2 separate regions of the Mus musculus genome follow, and region 2 is linked to region 1. A link is a loop called in an ENCODE intact Hi-C map of the cell type or tissue named here. Cell type or tissue: left cerebral cortex. All regions are shown on one strand. Each heading gives the region's core, and the rest is flanking DNA. Links, peaks and the distances in the headings are about the cores only.

Region 1 (8,000 bases), core at 1-8,000:
AGACTATGTATTTAACCTGGAATGTTTACAGCAACTAGGAAAGTATAAGAGGGCCATGGTTGGTGAGGCGGGAAGCGCGAAAGGGGAAGATGACACATGCAAAAACAGAGGGGAACTCTGGAGGCAGTGAGGTACAAAGGGAGGAGGGCCCTATGGGGAAGGGTGAGGGAGAGGGCCAGGGCCATTAAAACTAGAGATGTAGGGAGAAGTCATGGGGACTCCTGCTACTTTCTAAGATAATTTTAAAGGTACAGTTTGTTTTTAAGTTTGAACAGAAGTCCTGTGCATGGGTGGGCAATGCCCATCCCAGAAGGCATGGGTGATCAGTGTAACCCTTCCTCTCTGCTGACTAGCTCTCAAGTGCCAAGCAGGCAGCTGAGGGAGAAGAGCCATCAGTGATCTTACCCAGTGGTGACCCTTGAGTGCCAGGCAAGCTCTCGCGGGTGCACACTGGTATAATAGTGGCATGATTCTGGTGGGAATAGCCAACCACTTTCTACTTGGCTTTTAGACCTGCTCCTTAGAAAGGGGTTCATTTCATAAGCTATTGGGAGGGGATTCATTACAGTTGTTTTGACAAATGGATGTAGTATTAACGGCCTTCTATTAGTCAGGGTTCTCTAGGGGAACAGAAGTAATAGAATGAAAATAGATGGGGGGGTAGGGAGGAGGTTATCACCTTTACTTCCAGCACTTGGGAGGCAGAGGCAGGCAGAGTTTGAGGCCAGCCAAGACTACCGAGTGAGTTTCAGGACAGCTTCACTGAGAAAAACCTTGTCTCAAAAAAATTATATGTATGTATTATGTATGTATGCATACATATATATGCACACTCACATATAGGTATACACATATACATATATATGTACATATTTAAGTAAATCTCCTTTATATACATACATATACATGTGTATATCCAACCAGCTACCAGCTCTTGTTGGTCCAAGAATCCAACAGTTGTTCAGTCCTCAAGGCTAGATGTCTCAGCTGATCTTCAGTAGATGCTGGAATCCTGAAGAAGTAGACTTTAACGCCTGTGAAGGAATGGACTTGCTTCTGAGAGTGAAGAGGCAAAGAGAGCAAGCTTCCTTTGTCCATTCCAGCCCAGATTAAAAGACGATCTTCCCGTTTCAAATGACATAATGTTAAAAAAAAAAATCCCTCACAGGTGTGCCCAGCCATTTGGGTTTTCAGCAAATTAATTCCAGGTGTAGTCAAGTTGACAATCAAGAATAGCCATCTGTGTTTAGAAAGGTGCTGCTCTCGGCCTTGACTGGAAATTTCCCCCGGCAAATGGCAATCTGTGCAGACTTATGGCTGCTCAAGGTGCTCAGCCCTAAACAGACACGTGTACCACCACTTCCAAAGCTCAGCGACGGTCACAGAAGAGGGGAATGTCAGAGTCGGATGACAGGGAGGACAGAGCATTGCAATCACGAGCTCACAACAGCTGTGGCCACCTGCACTGGGCCTGTCAACATCCAGTCACGGCTGGGAAGGAGCTCCTCAGGCTCCATTCCTCCTGAGAACCTACTGGCTGCTGACAGACGCTGAGTGAAGAAGGGCCAGCTACTGTCTTCAGTGGTGTGGCCACCGGCGAGCCTCGCATGCTCCAGAGGACAGCTCCACATTCATGCTCATACAAGGGCCATATCCAGACTCAGGAGGTCACCAACCAAAGTAAAGAAATGTCAAAGTGGGAGGGGCTTGTAGGTAGGGAAGATGATGGAAGCATGACGTAGGTAAGGGAGGGTCAGGAGGTAGCGTAGTGACTAACGTCTTTGAATACACTTTATAAAAAGGATAAATAGTATATATCTCACTTATATGTAGAATCCTTAAAAATGTATGTGTATGTGTGGTTTGTTTGCATATATGTCTTGTGTACTGCATACGCACCTAGTGCCAGTGGAGACCAGAAGACAGTATTAAACCCCCTGGAACTCGAGTTACAGATGGTTGTGAGCCACTGTGTGGGTGCTGGGAATCACATTCAGGTCCTCTGGAAGAGCATTTCTCTGGCCTTAAACGCAGAATCGTAAAAGGCTGAATTTAAGCCAGCATAGTGGCTCTTGTCTGTAATTGCAGCACTTGAGAGACTGTGGAAATCATCATTACTAGTTGATGTCCAGCCTGGGCTAAAAAATTAAAATAAACAAGAAAAAAAAAAAAGAATTCCCAGAAGCAGAGAGTAGGTAAGTGGCTAGCAGAGGTAAGGAAAGGACAGCAGAGACACAATGGGAGACGGTGATCTACGGGTGCAGACTTCACCTACCCCGAATGAGTCAGGTTCTAGACATGCAGTATAGAGCGCGTGATTGGTGGGACACGTGACATATGCTGGGAGAGCAGATCTTCTTTTTGTTGTGTATGTATAAGTGCACATCTCACGTGTAGGCTACCTTTATCTCTCAGCCTTAATCTCTCACTAAAACTGAACCTCACCATTTCAGCTGGGCTAACCAGTGCGCTTCCAGGCTCTGTCCACTTCCACCTGCCAGTGCTGGGGTTGTGTGCACACAGGCCACGCCTGTTTTTACATGTGTGCTGGGGAACTGACTCAGGTCCTCTTGCTCTTCACACCAAGTGCTTTTGTCCATGAAGCCATCTGCCTAGGCCCAGAGAACAGGTTTTGATTATTGAGACAGATGAGCTGGGCCTCTCTCCCTGGGGCACTGAACAGGTACTAGTCATTGTACCTAGTACAAGATACACTGCTCAACACTGTGAAAATCAACACGCATGTTAGCATGCTATTAGAAACACTCCTCACGTTTCTTTTCCTGTGAATAAGCACAGACATTGCATGCTAGAGGATCTGATTTCCAATGGACAGAGCTACTGGGCTCTCTCTTGCTGCTCTAGCTCCTTGAAGAAAAGGCCTGTCACTGGAGCAGACAGGTTAAACCACCCTTAGTCCAGAGCCGTTACTCTGAACCTTTCATGATTGCCTCGAGGAAGCTATACCACAACCCCGGCTGCTTCTCCAGCTCCTGAGGGTGCGGTCCAGGCATGACGGTTTCAAGAACCTTGCTCGGGACTTTCCATGGAGTCATTTCCACCCAATCCAGAGGCGGGGCACCTCTCCCAGTGGCTTAGCAGAGGGACTGCTCTAAATACTGCAAAGCAAGCTGGTTAGCCAACGCATTATTGCAATGCAAAGCCCAAGAGTCTTCATTGTTTGTTTCTTTGGTTTTTTTGTTGTTGCTTGTTTGTTTGTTTGTTTGTTTGTTTGAGACAGGGCTATCCTGGAACTCACTCTGTGTAAACCAGGCTGGCCTTGAACTGACAGAGATCCACCTGCCTCTTCCTCCTGAGTGCTGGGATCAAAGGCGCGCATCAACACCACTCTGCTAAGAGTTTTCTCTTAAGTGGTCTTTCTTGCCTACTTTTTCTGAAACAGGCTGAACTAGTAACACAAAAAGAATTAACAGCTGTGATTGGAGCAGAGATAGTTTGTGACAACAGAGTGGCCAGCAGCCATGCTACACAAGAAGTGGAAAAGCCAGTCACATGGAGAGCCACTCTAGGGTTAGGCCTCAAGGCCACTGGCTAGCAGTGGAAGAGGAAGCAGCAGGCAATCCCAATACCTAGATCTAGAAGCCACTGCCCAAAGCTGAGAAATCCTGGCTCCCTGGGTCTACACAGAGCTCTACCACTTGCCCAGGACCAAGAGTACCAGTACCAGAGACTGACACAAGAACTCTAACACTAGGGGGCGCCACCTACCGCTGCTGCTCCTACCTGTCAACCATGGCTGCTTGTTGTCATCAAGCAACAAAAGTGATACAAAAGCTTGCCAGAGGCCAATAATGGAAGAGCTTTTTATTTACACAAGATTTGTATTCCCATAAAATAAAGTAATAACTTTCTACACACACACATACACATAGAATCTCTAGCTATAAGTCACTGCTGTGAGAAATTAAAGCAGATATATATAAGTGGAGAGTTAAAATGTGCCCGTGAGTTGGAAGACTCAATAGTAACAAGTAAATTCTTCCCAAATTGATTTACAGAGTCAAAGCAGCTCCAAAAATGCAAATAACAAAATAGTCAAAATAACGTTGAAAAAAATTGAGGAATTATAAATATGATTGATGTATGTATTACTGTAATCTGCATCAAATAATTGCAGGGTAGAGTTCCTCTTACATTTCTTAGCAGGGTTTGTTTTGAATTTGGTAAGCTTAGTTTTGTAAAGTCAATGAAAAAACCATCACTCCTCACATGATACAAAGAAACCTTGACTAGTTTTTTAACAACATTGTACAATGACCGATGAAAGAAAACAAGCATGGGGTTTGGGGGACTGTTGGATCCTGCCACTCTACAAGACCCATGACTGACAGGGAGAACCGGCCAGACAGCTCTCAGAAGCACGGCTACCATCTAGAGAACTCTTTATAGCAGCTACACGAGAGCCCTTAGGGTAGCAGGTAGAGAGAAAACAAGGCCACTCACACTGCGACTTTTAAAAGCACCAAGACTGCAAAGCTGGCTTTGCAGGTCTCACAGTATGAGGTCATGACACCGTATTTCACTTAGTGGAAAATGAGCCGTTCTAGTGCACATATATGAGATCCTGCCATTGTATTTTAACAGAGCTTGGAAGGGAATATGTAAAGTTAAGGTCTTGACATATACCCAGCCTGCTTGCTTATGTTGCCTCCTGTCACTAGGGTGGTACTCCACAAGGACGGGATTTTGCCTATGCTGTGTACTCTGATATCCTCGGGCTCTTCCTCCAAAAAACTAACTAAAAAGTAAACTAACTGCTCAGTAAATGAATAAATTATGATGCCATGCAGCTATTTAGTAAATATCTGTAATATGATTTTCTGGCATCTATATAGACACAAGCCCAGGAAATGATGCACTCAGCTCACAGAACCGTCTCTCTCTAGGACAATGTCTTTGATCAGATTACAAGCTAACTGTCTTCTCTTTATTCATATTGTTTCTACCAAACAGATCCCGAACTTCCCAGCAAAGTGGTCCGTGACTGGATGATTCTCCTCCCTCTCCCTCTCCCTCTCCCCCTCTTTGCTCTCACTGGATAATGTAGACTAGCACTAGCCTCTAGTCAGTAATTCTGCTTCTGCTTTGTGAACACAGGAATGCACATGGCACTGCACCCAGCCTGCCTATTTTATTCTAAATACTCTGTGTGCTTCTTAAACTGTCTAACACTGAGAACAAGAAGGACAAGTGCTTGTTTACAGAGTCAGCAGTCTATGAAGGCCCTGTCAGTGAGCTGCAGCATGCTCTCTTTTCTTTTTGTTGTTGTTGTTCTTGGTTTTTTGCTTTCTCTACCTGGCTAGCCTATCTTCAATCAATCTTTCTAACTAAGAACTCTCTATCATTCTGGCTAGTTACAATCCTTTGATCTACTTTGATCACTAGATCCAAGACTCCTTTAAGGCAGAAAATAATCAGTATGTTTCTGGATTTCCCACTGCTAAAGCATGCTGGAAAATCCTTAGTTAGATGAACACAATGACTTTCATTAAGACTGAAGAAGCTTGAGGGCCCAAGACAATGACAGAGCTACAAACGGAGACTGGGCTGTCAGACAGACAACTCACCAGCAGTGTCTGCCCTTGGGAAATGAAGAAGTGACCTGATACAACGATCGTGAGGACAAGACTCCCGGATTCTTCACTGGATTCAAAAACCTTCAAGAGAGAAAAAATGTTGACAGTGTTTCCATGATACACATAAAAACGTTTCTGAAAGCAGATTTCTTTCTCAGACTGAGCTTCCTAGCGGAACCTTTTTTCCCATTTACTCTGTAACTGGTTCCCTTGCATTGTCAAACTCCCATACATATACATATACATATACATATACATATACATATACACATACACATACACATACACATACACATACACATACACATACACATACACATACACATACACATACACATACATATACACATACACACACACATAACTCTAGCTAGGAATATTTCTATAAGGTCCCACAATCTCTACCTTACAGTTTCTTATGCAGGTTTTAGAATTTTAGTTATAGAATAAACTCACAACTTTTTGAATTTTAATTAATTTTAAATCCCAACTTGAAAAGCCAACATTTCTGATGTCAGGAGGGATGCTGTAAACCCTGCCCCAGTTCCTTCATTCACTACTTTCTGCTCTTCCCACACTGGTCCCCTAGTTATTTACAGAACATGCCTCCCACCCGCTTACACGAACAATCTTGTGTGCCTTATGTCCACTTAGAAATAGAGCACAGCTTTCAAAACCACAGTCCAGATAATACGTTTGGATGGTAAAACTTTAACATAACAATGTCACTTCACATGTTTTTATGTATATTGGTGTATGCATGTCTGTACAACACTGTGTGTCTGGTGTCCATGGAGACCAGAGGGATCAGACACCCTGAACCAGAGTTAGGGATAACTGTAAGCTGCCAGGTGGGTACTGGAACTCAAGTCCAGGGCCCTGGGGAAAGCAACCTGGGTCCCCAGGGAAAACCACTGAGGTAACTCTGTAGTCCAAAAGTATCTAAAAGAGAAATGTACAATTTATGGTCTCCCTAAAATAATCTTCATCCTGACTTCCATCAACATGTTTGTGTCTGTTTGTTTGTGAGACTGGGTTTCACGATGTATCCCTGGCTACCCTGGCTCTATAGACCAAGCTGGCCTTGAACTGACAGCTGCCTGCCTCTGCTGAGTGCTGGAATTAAAGACATGTATTATTACCACACTTAGCTTCCAATAACACAGTAATAAATACATTATGTATATGTGTCTATGGGTATAGCACATCTGTTTGGGTACCCACAGAGGTTAGGAAGCAGCATCTAATTCCCTGGAGTTATGGGCAGTTATGTGTCACTTGATGTGGATGCTGGGATATGGACTTGGGTTCCCTGGAAGAGTAATATATCCTCATAACCACTAAGCCATCTCTTGAGCCCTGATATACAGAATTTTTACATTTAGCTTCGGCATGTTGCTGCATGTGCACACAGGGAAGAGGGGATAAGTAGACACACACACATACACACACACACATTTTTAGTACTGTAGAGTATCACTCAACAACTATGCCATTTTTTTTCATTTCTGTTAGGAACTTCCCCCGCAAATATAGTTTTTGTGCAAAGTACAACCATTAAGTGGAAACTTAAGGGTTCTTTGCAAAGTTGGTTGGATGGTGTTTTGCTGGGTGAAACACGTGAAGGAATGTTTAGTAGAAGCAGACACAGGTGAAAGGATGTTCTGCTAAAGCAAGCATGTGAAAGGACATGTGATGGATTCTTTGCTAACAACAGGCATGCATTGGTCTGTCGTACATTGTGTAGTTGAGTTGTATTTGTCGGGACTCCATAGAGAAATGCACCAAAAAATGGTGGTGCCCTACGCTTTTCTTTTTCTTTTTTTTTTTTAAAGATTTATTTGTTTGTTTGTTTGTTTGTTTATTATATGTAAGTACACTGTAGCTGTCTTCAGACACTCCAGAAGAGGGCATCAGATCTCATTACGGATGGTTGTGAGCCACCATGTGGTTGCTGGGATTTGAACTCTGAACCTTCGGAAGAAGAGTTGGGTGCTCTTACCCACTGAGCCATCTCACCAGCCCGCCCTACACTTTTCTTGTTGCTTCCACGGATTAGCTGATTGGTAGAGTGATGTCAGTTGAGACAGACACACCATGTGTTGAGGCAAGACACATGCTGAGACAAGACCCGTGGAGGACACATGATGTTTGGAGGAATATAAATAGGACTTGACAGACAGTGACAGAGGCCTAGCTAGGCTTGCTTATAGAGCTTGCTGTGCAAAGCTTGTGGGTCTCCCATCTTCTCTGATCTTTGCTTCTCTGAGAGAGGCACAGCCAAGAACTTCTCCTGGTGCTCCTCCTGGTCCCTCCTGCTGACTTGGGCTGAGGCTGAGGCCCGGATGTCTCTCCTAGGTTGTGCCACCACTGCTGATTCATTGTTGCTGTCCCAACTCTACC
Region 2 (11,508 bases), core at 1,387-9,386, 110 kb after region 1:
AGAGCACCTGTCACAGTCTCCTGTCACCCACAAAGCCTCGAGTACAGCCTGGATCACAGCCCCTGTCACAATGTCTGTCACATCCTCCATCATGGTCTCTATCACAACCCATTACACAGTCAGTCTCTGCCAAGCTCTATGTCATAGCCTTTATCGCTGCTGCTGCCATAGTGTCTGCCACAGATTCCATCACAGCGCATCCCCTGTCACATCCCCTGTCATAGCGCCCTTCAGAGATCACATCAGTGCAATGCCAGGGTGTCTCAGCCCTGACTGTTGCATCTGCCACAGTCCTGTCACAGGTCCCGTGTCACCGTGCCACTGTCTTTAGGATGACTTCAGCCTCAGTCCATCAGAGCCCTCATCACAACCCAAGCCACAGTCTCCACTGCCCTCTCCTTGGCTTTGCCTGTTCTCCTGGCCCCACAGCGTGGCCAGCGGGGCACAGCTCTCATTACACAGCGGAACTGTCTCTCTCTGGAAGGCGTCCAGAGGAAGGCTCATGTAATAGCAGGTTACCCTGATGTGCAGGGCTTGTGGGAGGGAGGCTGGGCCATGGAGCCTGTACAGAAGATGTACTTCCCAGGGAGCTGGAGAGTATAGTTCCCAGACCGGCACCGGGGCTGGCTGTGTTTACCCTTTGCTCTCAGGGTTCAGGGGGCAGACTCTGCTTCCTGGAGGATGATCAACCAACCGAATGACTCCATAGCCCTCTCCATCTCCTTGACCACACTTGAGTCTCCAGGGGACAGGGATGCAGTATATTGTTTCCTGGCTTACTCTGCACAGCTAAGCCCAAGGCTGGGTTCCCAGGGCACACAATTCAATGGTTCTTCCAGGATCGGATCTTAAGGTGCTTTCAGGAGCTCCCTCCCCATTGTCTTCTCCAGAACCAACCCATCTTGGTGTCCTTGTGGCTGTCTGCTCCTGGTCTGTTCACCTATCCCCATTTGTGGGTCTCCCTGACCACCCTCTGCTCACAACATGCCCTTTGCCTGGCATCTCCTCACTTGTCTGTCTCCACGTCTCCAAATTGCACCTGATTTCTCCAGAGACAGATTCAGGCCTAAGTCCCTTGCCCCTCCTCCTGAAACTCCTTCCTTTGCTCTCCAGTCCTCATGCCCTTGGGCCCTGCCTGCATCTGTGACTTAGAGAATCTGTCTTATTCTCACCGCAGTCTCTTGTACCTAAAGATGGGATGCTGAGTCTTAGAGAGTCATGAGGTAGGCGCTCAGTACATGGATAATCGGTTCAATGAATGAGTGAAAGAGGTTATGTCAGGTTGGGGGAGAGGGAAGATAGGAGAAGAGGGCTGAAGAGATGGCAAGGGACAGCATAAGTGTGAGCTGTCCTCCCTGGGTCAATGGGAGTCCATGAGCCAAGTCTATTCCCTGCATCATCTTGGGGTCCCTGGAAAAGCCCCACATCCCCAGCTGTCTTCAGTCTCCATCCCCTCAAGTTGATCCAATTGTTCCCTTCCATCAGCTCATTCTATCTCTCCCTCCCTCAAGTCTCTAGACCAGGCTGTTTAAACTGTGTGTGTGTGTGTGTGTGTGTGTGTGTGTGTGTGTGTGTGTGTGTGTGTGTCTGTTTGAACCCACTGCAGCCCTGACAGATGGCAAGATCCAGACTTGGGGCTGAGGAGTCTCTTCCACTTACTTCTTGGCAGCTCCTCTCTGCTGGCACCTCAGGGGCCTTCCCTCTCAGTGCCCCCCTCTCCAGCCTGGCTCCCAGTCCAGGTGGCCCAGACGTCCTGGAGCCCTGGCAGGACACAGAGACATAGTCCAGGCCTGGCTGAGCTGTCAGCATATCATTTTCCACCCCATTCAGGGGCAAGAGGTGGCATGAGACCCCACCCATCCCCTGGCAGAGTCCTTAGGAAACGGCGGGTACACAGGACAGGAGGCAGCTGAGAGAACAAGGGCAGGGGAGCCATGGCTGGCCTGAAGCTGGAAGGGCTTTGAGAACTACTGAGCCCTGGTGTGTACATGTATGAGGGTCTCAGGATTCCCAGGTGGGACCTTGTACCCAGGCAAGGGATGGAGGGTAGGACAGTTCAATAGCTTCTGCCCCTAGCTCCCAAAGAAATCAGGTAGAACTACCAAGAAGGCAGATGGTAAGCTCAACAAGAAGGGGAGCAGGCAAGGGTTTTCTGGCTCACTATTGCCTTAATGGGATTAGTGGGAGGGTGGGCATGTCGGCTCACGGTACTTTTTATAGCCAGAATCTTTTCCATGCCCCAGTAGAATCCCCAGGGAACAATGGGTGCCCAGGATGGGAGAAAAGCTGGTAGATGAGGAGCTAAGGCTCCAAGGCTGGCCTGTGGGTGCTAGGAAGAGGGGATAAGGAGGACTCACGACTCACCTTGTATGGAGACAGCAGATTTTCTCTTAAAACCAACTGAGAACAAAGATAAGCAGCCCTCCAAGATGGGTACCTGCCTGTCATCCTATCCTCGGTGGATCCCACTGAGTGAATGTATTGGCAAGCATCACGGTTACCAAGCTGCTCCATCATCAGCATCTCCTCTGCCCATAGCTTCATCCCTCCCCTCCTTCTTCCCACTGCCCAGAAAATCACGCTCACATCTCACTTGTTACCTCCTCCAAAAATTCCACCTTGACCATACTCGTGAGAGCCATTGTCCTGAGCATCTGAAATTCTCCCTGTGGTCCTCACCCATCCCTCTGGGTTGGCCTCATGCTTCAACCAGCGAGGCTTCTATCAGCCTTCTCAAGCACTGGCTCTGGAAGGCTGGGCACACAATGGGTCACCCAAGGCTTGGACAGAATTGGCCAGCTGACTTACTCTCCTGCACATCAGCCCCCCACCCCCTCCTGCAGCCACTTCATGTGTCCCTCCACCTCCCAGGTGGGACAGAGAAACCTGGTCTCCAAGTCAGGCTTTCAGCAGGAAGCCTCAATGTGCGTGTGTGACCCACTCTTCACTGCCTAGGGTAGCTGAGCAGGAGGTACACTGGGCAGGATCAGATCCTCACAGGAGAAAGAGGTGGAGCTGCGTATGAGTCTGGAGACCCTCACTCCTGTTTTCTGTGGAGGGGCGATCCTGATCGAAGGGTCAAGACAAGCTGCTGCTGATTCCACTTAGCTGCTGCAGGGCTTATGGGGGTGGGGTAAGTGCTCATGCCTGAGGGAAGATTTCCCTTGGGGACCCAGCTAGGGTTTACCAGAGGTAACAGTTCTGTATAACAAAACACCTCTTCATCCCTACAAGAATTTTAAGATGAACATATGAATTCCAAGGGCCAAGCATCTCCCCAGCCATTGGTTGTTGCAGTCTTCCCTCCAGATTCCATCATGAAATGTTAACTGAGCACCATAGGTGGGGGTTGTCTGTTCCACGAATGCGTTTCCTCATTTAGTCTTCAGGACAACTGGTGAGGCGACTATTACAGGGGAGGAAGACGAGGTGCCCAGGCAGCGAGAGTCAGGGGGCGACTGAACCCCACAGCTTTTGCTTCCTAGCTAGCACCCCTTGTTATGGTTTCCAGCCCGGGTCCCCAGGCTTCCAGAATTCTCTGATAAATGTTTCCAAAATGATTCTCCTTTGGGGGAACAAACACAGAAGAGCATGCCAAGTCTTGTTATTTGGCCGAGAACATGAGGAAAACAAACAAAAGGACCAAACACATCTCCCAGCTCCGTGATTTCATAAAGTGGCATTGTAACACCGAAAATGTGGTAAGGATACTATCTCACAACACACAGCCTTCTAAGAAAGGACAGAGACAATGTTACACTTAAAATAGTCTACAATTTGCACACACACACACACACACACACACACACTCCCCCTTCAACATTGTGCCTGCCTCTCCCCACCTGGGAAAGGCAGCTAGTTAACAGGGCAGAGTCTGACCTGTGGAAGGAATTGTTTTTGGAATTCCACCCACCATTTTCTCACTGACGCATTTGGCAAGTTGTTTAACCTCTCTGCGCTTTAGCGCTCTTGTTGCAGACAGAAGGGAGAACACTGCCAAAATTTGGCCACATTTGGCCCAACTAATGACAGTTTCAGGTAGTATAAATAAATAAATAAATAAATAAATAAATAAATAAATAAATCATAAAGTACTGGTCACAGGGGCTACGGAGGCAGTTCAGTAGTGTTCTGCCTGCTTGTATGTCTGTGTGAGGATGTCAGGTCCCCTGTAACTGGAGTTACAGACAGTTGTGAGCTGCCATGTGGGTGCTGAGAATTGAACCTGATTCCTTTGGAAGAATAGCCAGTGCTCTTAACAACTGAGCCATTTCTCCAGCCTCAGGACTTGAGTCTTAATATCCGGTAGCCACATAAAAATCCAGTGTGGCTGTGCATTACAGCACAGAAGGGTGGGGGACACAGGAGGATCCTTGGGACTTGCAGGCTGCCCCCCACCCCCACCCCAGCTATAGGTTCAGTGAGAGACTCTGTCTCAAAAAACCCAATAGGGCTGAGAGTGCTAGAGCAGGACACAGACATCTTCTTCTTGATTGGTATGTGTTTCTCATTAAATCTGATCCCCCTCCTCCAGGAAGCCTTCCCTGACTAGGTCAGGCTTAGCGAGCTTCCAGATCTCTCTTGGGGAAGATGTGATCTAGCTTCTAGTATATAGTTCATGAGTTTCTGGTTTTGTCTCTATTCCAGAGCACGAGTCTAACCTCCTAACATGGAGCCCACAAAGGTTCCCTCCTCTTCATCTGCCCCTCAGATTTTGCTGGCACAACAGTAGATAGGTATCCTCTATTAATATCCTTATATGGAGGATACAGAAAAAGCCTCAGCCTCAATAGGGGGTTATTATGGGTCTGACTTATCCAAGTGTCAAATCTATACCCAGAGTTGGCTCTATATGGATTGTGCTAATTTAGTTGAAGGTGAGTGAGGTGTTAGAGGAAGAGTCAACAGGAGGCCCCTGGCCAGCATGGGACAGTGGTTCCTAGGAAACAGAATCTTAGTCATATCCTCATCTTTACCCCGGGGTTCCCTTTATCACCAGTAGTTAACTTTCAGGGTCCCTTGCTTCTGGTAGAATTGTTCTGCTCTTTGTACACCCTTGTGGTGGTGCCCAAGCTTTTGAGATTAAGTTAGTCTTGTTCCCCCCCCCCCCCACACACACAAGGAACTTAATCCAGAGGCACAAGGGCTGCCTGGTGTCATTGATGTTCAGATTAATGGGGACTCACTCAATAAGAACCAGAAGTGGAGACATGACCAATATTTGGGTTAGTCAGGAAAAGATGCCTTGTGTGTAGTGCCTTCCTGCAGCTGGGTCACTGCAGGGTGGTTTCTGGTGATCAGAGAAATTGTAGCAAGGGAGGTCTTCATCCACCACCAGGCAGACAGGGCTCTCAGGCAGTTAAGAGCACTCCTCAAGGAGACCCAAGGACACTGAGAGATCGTGCCTCCCAGCATCTGTGCAGGGAACTGTCAGCTCAGAACTGCTCAAAAGTAGAAATGCCAGCTCCGGGTGATGTCATCACCCTAGACATCCCCACCCCCCATGCGAAGTTCTGTGGTCCAGTGGATAGAGCAGAAAAGGCCCACCACCCAAACCCTGCTGCCTTCCAAATCCCTACTCGGGATGTGTGTGTGGACACAAGCGGGCTAAGATTTCAAATGTAAACTTCATGCTATTCCTCAGAGTAGAGGACCCCTTTGCCTTCCTGCCCACGGGTCTGTTTCTCTACTGACACAGACTCCAACCTTCTCTGGCCAGTTCTCCCTCTGAACCGCCCCTTCACCTTTTTGTGAGCTAATGTTGGGTGTTGGGCTGTACTAAAGTGTGGATACCTAAGCTATACCTTAGGCTTGGGATTTGCCCTTAAATCGAGAATGTAATACAGGGAGCGAGAAGACGCCCAGGTGCATTAAGAGAGGGATCAAATGGGGGCTGGGGCGGTTAAAGAGTGTGTCTGGGTGGAGATGGAAGCCTCTAACGCTGGTGCACACAGATGTCTCGACTGAATGGAAGCACAAGGCGAGGGAGTCAAAGCCTTCCCCAGAGTGTCAGGTCGCCAGAGGAGCCTGCCCATAGCCTTCTGGAAGCAGCCCGTTGGTCTTGGGAACCCCACATCGAATTGCTCCGGGAAAGGCGCTGGGGAGTGGGTGGTGGGAAGTCCGGCGCTGGGATCCCGCATCTGTGACTGCTACTGTCGGCGCATTTCTTCGAAGTCTTACCTCGCAGAAGTGGGTCCACCCGCGCGCCCAGTGAGCGCCTGGAGAGTTTCCCGCAAGCCCTCCTCGCCGCGCCGGGGAAGACCCACGCGGGATTCGCCCCCCGCCCCTGGCTCAGGAAAACCCTGGGAGCCGCCCGGACTCGAAGCGTTTTCCGGAAACCCCCTCTCCAGGCGAGTTGCGGGAAAGCAGCCGCTCCGCAGCCTTACGACCGGCACGCCTCCCCGGAGGAGGGTCGGAGACCCTAGCGTGGAGACAGCGGGCTAGGCAAGGAAAGCCCGAAGCTCGCGGGAGAGACTGGGAAACCCCGCCCCCAAATCTTGAGCCCCAGCGGGAGCTCTCAGTCCGTGGCCAGCAGGAATCATTACGCGCACAGGAGTAAGGACACCTCCTACCTCAGTCCCTAAGGTCTGGCGAGGTTCCGCCCTGCGCCCCTCGCGGGGCCCGGCCCCCTCCGCCCCCCTCTATGTCTGGGCTGGGACGCCGCTGCCCCTTTAAGAAGCCCAGGTAGGCAGGCCGGGCTGCAGAAGCCGCTCCTATGGCAACCCGCGAGCTGCGGCGGCTTCATGAATATTCCGGGGCGCGGGAGCCCGAGCGCTGCCGGAGGGCGCTCCGGGAGAGGCGGAGGCTGATGTAAGCCCGGCGGGCCGCTGGGCTCCGCTCCGCTGCGGCGGGAGTCCCCAGGACTCGGCCGGCTGGGCTCAGCTAGAGGAGGCAAAGCGAGAACCCGGGTGACCAGCTGCAAAGCCCGGGCGGTCACACGCGCTGACAGCCCCAGACACCCGCCGGACGCACTCCCGGGAACCGCGCGGGCAGTGCGCTCTGCGCTCGGGAGCGGTTCCCGGAGCGCGGTGGCCGCAGCGCCGCCGCTGCCCGCGCCCATTGTTCCCCGCGGGGGCGGGGCGCCTGGAGCCGGGCCGCGCGCCGCGCCCCTGATCGCAGGAGGGAGGGAAAAGAGGGAGGGAGCGTGGGGTCCCCGCGCCCAAGCCGGGCCCGGGAGGAGGTGCAGCGCGGCGAACCCGGGGACCTGCAGCCGGACTAGGAGCCTCCCCTCGGCGCGCAGCCCGCGCGATCATGGGCTCGTGAGGCAGCGAAGGACGCGTCCTCACTGGCAGGCGCACCTGGAGCGGGTCCCCCGTGCCGCACCCGCACCGCTGCCCCCGGCCCAATCCCTGGCACCATGGACAAGCTGCCGCCGTCCATGCGCAAGCGGCTCTACAGCCTTCCGCAGCAGGTGGGGGCCAAGGCGTGGATCATGGACGAGGAAGAGGATGGTGAGGAAGAAGGGGCCGGGGGCCGCCAGGACCCCAGCCGAAGGAGCATCCGGCTGCGGCCGCTGCCCTCGCCCTCTCCCTCGGTGGCTGCGGGCTGCTCGGAGTCCCGGGGTGCGGCCCTCGGGGCGACAGAGAGCGAGGGGCCGGGCCGCAGCGCCGGCAAGTCCAGCACCAACGGTGACTGCAGGCGCTTCCGCGGGAGTCTGGCCTCGCTGGGCAGCCGGGGCGGCGGCAGTGGTGGAGCAGGGGGCGGCAGCAGTCTCGGGCACCTGCATGACTCCGCGGAGGAACGGCGGCTCATCGCCGCTGAGGGCGATGCGTCCCCCGGCGAGGACAGGACGCCCCCGGGCCTGGCGACCGAACCCGAGCGCCCGGCCACCGCGGCACAACCCGCAGCCTCGCCGCCGCCCCAGCAGCCGCCGCAGCCGGCCTCTGCCTCCTGCGAGCAGCCCTCGGCGGACACCGCTATCAAAGTGGAGGGAGGCGCGGCCGCCAGCGACCAGATCCTCCCCGAGGCCGAGGTGCGCCTGGGCCAGAGCGGCTTCATGCAGCGCCAGTTCGGTGCCATGCTGCAACCTGGGGTCAACAAATTCTCCCTAAGGATGTTCGGCAGCCAGAAAGCGGTGGAGCGCGAGCAGGAGAGGGTTAAGTCAGCAGGGTTTTGGATTATCCACCCCTACAGTGACTTCAGGTAAGAGGCCAGGTTGGGGATGCCAGTGGATGCCTTGTGTAGTTGCAGGCTCTCTTCCCAGTCCAGCCTCCCAGCCCGAGTTAACTTTACTTCCTTGCGCTGGGAGCTCCAAGAGAAGTGGGATGCCTGGAGCGTCCCAGAAACCCCCGGACCTCCTGCAGTACACTGGGAACTTCCTCAGTCTTCAGGCTCCTGTTTTCTCTCCTCCAGGGTCTGGGCCACTTTGGAGGCAAGCTCAAAGGTGTTCTGAGTTTGGCCTAGCCATGCTTGCAGCCAGGGTAGAGCACTGCTTGTCCAAGCCACGCACCTCCCCCTTAGAGGCTGCAGAGTCAAGGTGGCCGTCCTAGAGACAGCTCTAGGTCCTTCAGCTTGCAGAGAAGGGCCATGGAGGGAGATAGCCATCTTAGCAGCTGGGTCAGCTCCTTGGGTGCTGACTGCAGGTATTAATATCTTTGCTGGGCCTGTGAAGCTGCCGCCAGATTCCTCAGTCGAGGTTGCTGGGGCCTCAGGCCTAGGATGAAAGTCCTCTGCACATCTTTACTCAGCCCCTCATGTTGAGTGGTGTACCAGGAGCAGGTACCCTACACCGTTAACTTCCACACTGCCAGGGCAGAGTGACCTTGCTCACAGTGAAGATGTCTGCTGTCCTGACTGACGTGCGGCTATCTATTGATCCCCAACTGGTCCAGTGTCCCATCTCCATCCCAATGGCCTAAACTCTAGCGACTACAAGATCTCTCATGGGTTCCTAGACCAGTTAGGGAGAGAGATCCTGTCCCCTCTTGGACCTCCCGAGTCTAATGCCAGTGATCAGGAGATACCACTGAGCTGTGTCCACGAGGGGTTATGCCTTTGTCTCAGTCAAGGTTCTGAGTCCCCACTCTCTCCTGTCTCTTGAGGCCTTCCTAGCACACCAGATTAGGATGAAGATCTCTCTGGTTTTTTTTTGTCCTTTCCCCGTGTCCTGCCCTGTTTATCTCTCTTGCCTGCCTACCTGCTGGCCTGCCTGTATAAAGGAACATTTTTGCCTTCCAGAGCCTCTTTACAAACTCCAGGGAAGCTGGATTTGTAATGAGAGCAAAGCTATTTTCCGTCCAATGAGAGAGATTTCTTTGGCTGGGAATGACCAGTCAGACAACACTTTGGTGGCTTAAAATAGGTGGTGAATAAGGAGAGGCACCCTCTTTTGGTTCCTTTCCCCCACTTCTCTTGGGAGATTGTTCTTTCTAACTCTTAATTTCCATGCTTCCTATTCTCAGAGGGCAAGGAGGCAGCAGGCTTGCTAAACAGAGCTGCAGTCTTCAAACGATGTGAGCAAAGGTAGACCCTTGGTAGGATCCTTCGTGAACTCCCATAATTGGAACTGGGAGCTGATGCTCCCGTTTGGAACCAGGGAGAAGTGGACAGAAGCTATGTCTCCTTTGCCCCTGCTGTCCCTGAGTGTCCCAGGCTTCTCTTTCCTCAGAAGTGGTGACAGACAGGTCCAGTATTGATCACTTGAGATTGCTAATGTGCTCCAATTAAGTGCTCAACTTCTGTCCATATTTGTGGTGGGGAAACTTCCATTCACATGTATCTTCAAGCCCCAGTATCAACCTCAGGCATATCTTACCTCCAATGACAGGAATTGATACAGAACTTCTGACTGCAAAGCCTTGCCCTCCCCACACATCTTCCCTCAGATGGTGAAGATCTGGGACTGAAGCCATCCTCCCCCCTGCCCAGCCTCCCCCACACCTGGCGCTTCCTAGTCTTACCTGTGCCATTCATAACATACTAGCTTGCAGCCCCCTTGCTGTAGAGCCCCCACTGAGCCAGGCTTTGGAGACATGAAGTCTGGGACACTGGAGAGGCTGGGCTCCAAACGACTGATAATAGACAACAGAACAGGGGTCCAAATGGGTTTTAATATGGGTTTTCGTAACAAGCAACAGAGACTGTAGCTGGAACTGCTCATCTTCTATGCTCAGCCTTGTCCGGTGCTGTAGGATGGAAAATAGTCCAAGACAGAGTGTGTGAGTCTCTGGAGGCCAGTGGTCGTGCCCCCTCTGCCTCTTAGGCCAAAACAGCTAGTCTTGGCTTTAGAAGTCAGAGATGAATCCTTTAAGTTTAGAAAACCCATCATCACTCCTTCCAAACCACCACGCCCCCTGGAGAACCCAAGCCTTGAACCACAAAGTTTTGGGTGCTGGCCTTGGGTTTTTATCTGGAGACAGACATCATCGCCCACCAGAGCTTCTGCAAGCACTTCCCAGACCCACAGAGGATTTATTCATCATTTTGATTGGCAGGAAGCATTGATCCTACAGAACTGGTTTAATAAAGAATCACCAGCAAACCATGATAGATTGAGTTTGTGGTTTGGAGTTCAGGGCTGGCTGTGATGGGCTGCTTCTGACATCTCCTGTCTGGGGAGAGGAGGGCCCGGGGAACCTTTCCCTGGGAAGTCACGGGCTTGCTTTGAGACTCACCATAACTTGGGCAGTGACTGAGAGAGACTAGGCCATCTCTTCTCTGTGTCTGTATCAATCCCATCACACTATCTATTCACGTGGCTTCTGCAGTCTCCAAGGCTTCCGACTTCCCTTCTTCTCCAGCACCCCATTGGCCGTTTGAAGTTCATACTTACAGTTTGTTAATGGAAGAGACCAGCATGTGGCAACCCTCAGGACATTTCCCCCAGGCTATCAACCAAGGTTCCTGAATAGGTCCTTCCTCCCAATGGAGGTCTATCCTAGAAGTCTGGGTTTGATGTTGGAACCTAAGAACACACAGGACATTAGCTAGATAATACTGGTTTCCCAAGAAGATAGAGAGGGGAAGAAAGAGAGGAGGAGGGACCTTAAGAGAAGGTGTAGCTATTTTTGCCCCTGAGGCTGGTTGGCTAAAATTTCAGACACTGGGCTCAGGGAGTTGACCTGGTTGTGTGTATGTTGGAGACTGTCTTGGGGATGTGTGGGTGGACATGGTGGTTGCCAGGGAAATTCTTATCTGGATATTAGCTCTGGGTCTTCCGTTGTGCCTCAGACAGCGGCTCAGCCTTGACAATAGATCAGGCAAAAGCTTGGATCACCTCTTCTCCTCACTTTATCCTTTTAAATCCAGGAGGAAAGGAAGAGACAGAAGAATCTAAAAGCATTCTTTTATTGGAGGCCAAAGCAGTTGGGCTTTGGAATTCTGGATACTTTGATGATGGTAGGTCCTAGGAGTTGCCTAAGTCATCATTGTGTGGCTGATCCCTGCCCCAGATCAATGCCGCTGCTCAGTGCACAGCCCTTGCCCAACCTGTTTGCTATTAGGCCCTACTGAAGTTATCAACCTTCTGTGAGCCTCAGTTTTCCGGCCCAGAAAATGGGACTTCTCTTG

The links. Peaks named below come from ENCODE experiments on the same cell type or tissue, not always from the same donor. Only the 100,000 strongest peaks of a DNase experiment are listed, where the experiment ranks them.
Region 2: a loop joins it to region 1, with 1.8 times the contacts of the local background. A loop is called at or near these places in 2 of 42 quality-filtered maps.

Annotation. Positions count from the first base shown.
Region 1 is chr9:58,706,428-58,714,427 of GRCm38, forward strand. It overlaps Rec114 (REC114 meiotic recombination protein), which reads right to left. Exons shown (of 6, transcript NM_028598.1): 2 at 5,589-5,678. Among named protein-coding and RNA genes, the nearest start is that of Rec114, 31 kb to the right of the region's middle. In left cerebral cortex, for the core only: a CTCF peak has its summit at 3,722 (motif pointing right); DNase peaks (open chromatin) are centred at 3,717, 5,636 and 6,212.
Region 2 is chr9:58,816,155-58,827,662 of GRCm38, forward strand. It overlaps Hcn4 (hyperpolarization-activated, cyclic nucleotide-gated K+ 4), which reads left to right and starts at 6,795. Exons shown (of 8, transcript NM_001081192.3): 1 at 6,795-8,142. The coding sequence starts at 7,358. It also overlaps a transcript of Rec114 not described here. In left cerebral cortex, for the core only: a CTCF peak has its summit at 6,347; DNase peaks (open chromatin) are centred at 6,324 and 6,784; H3K4me3 peaks cover 2,608 bases; H3K27ac peaks cover 218 bases.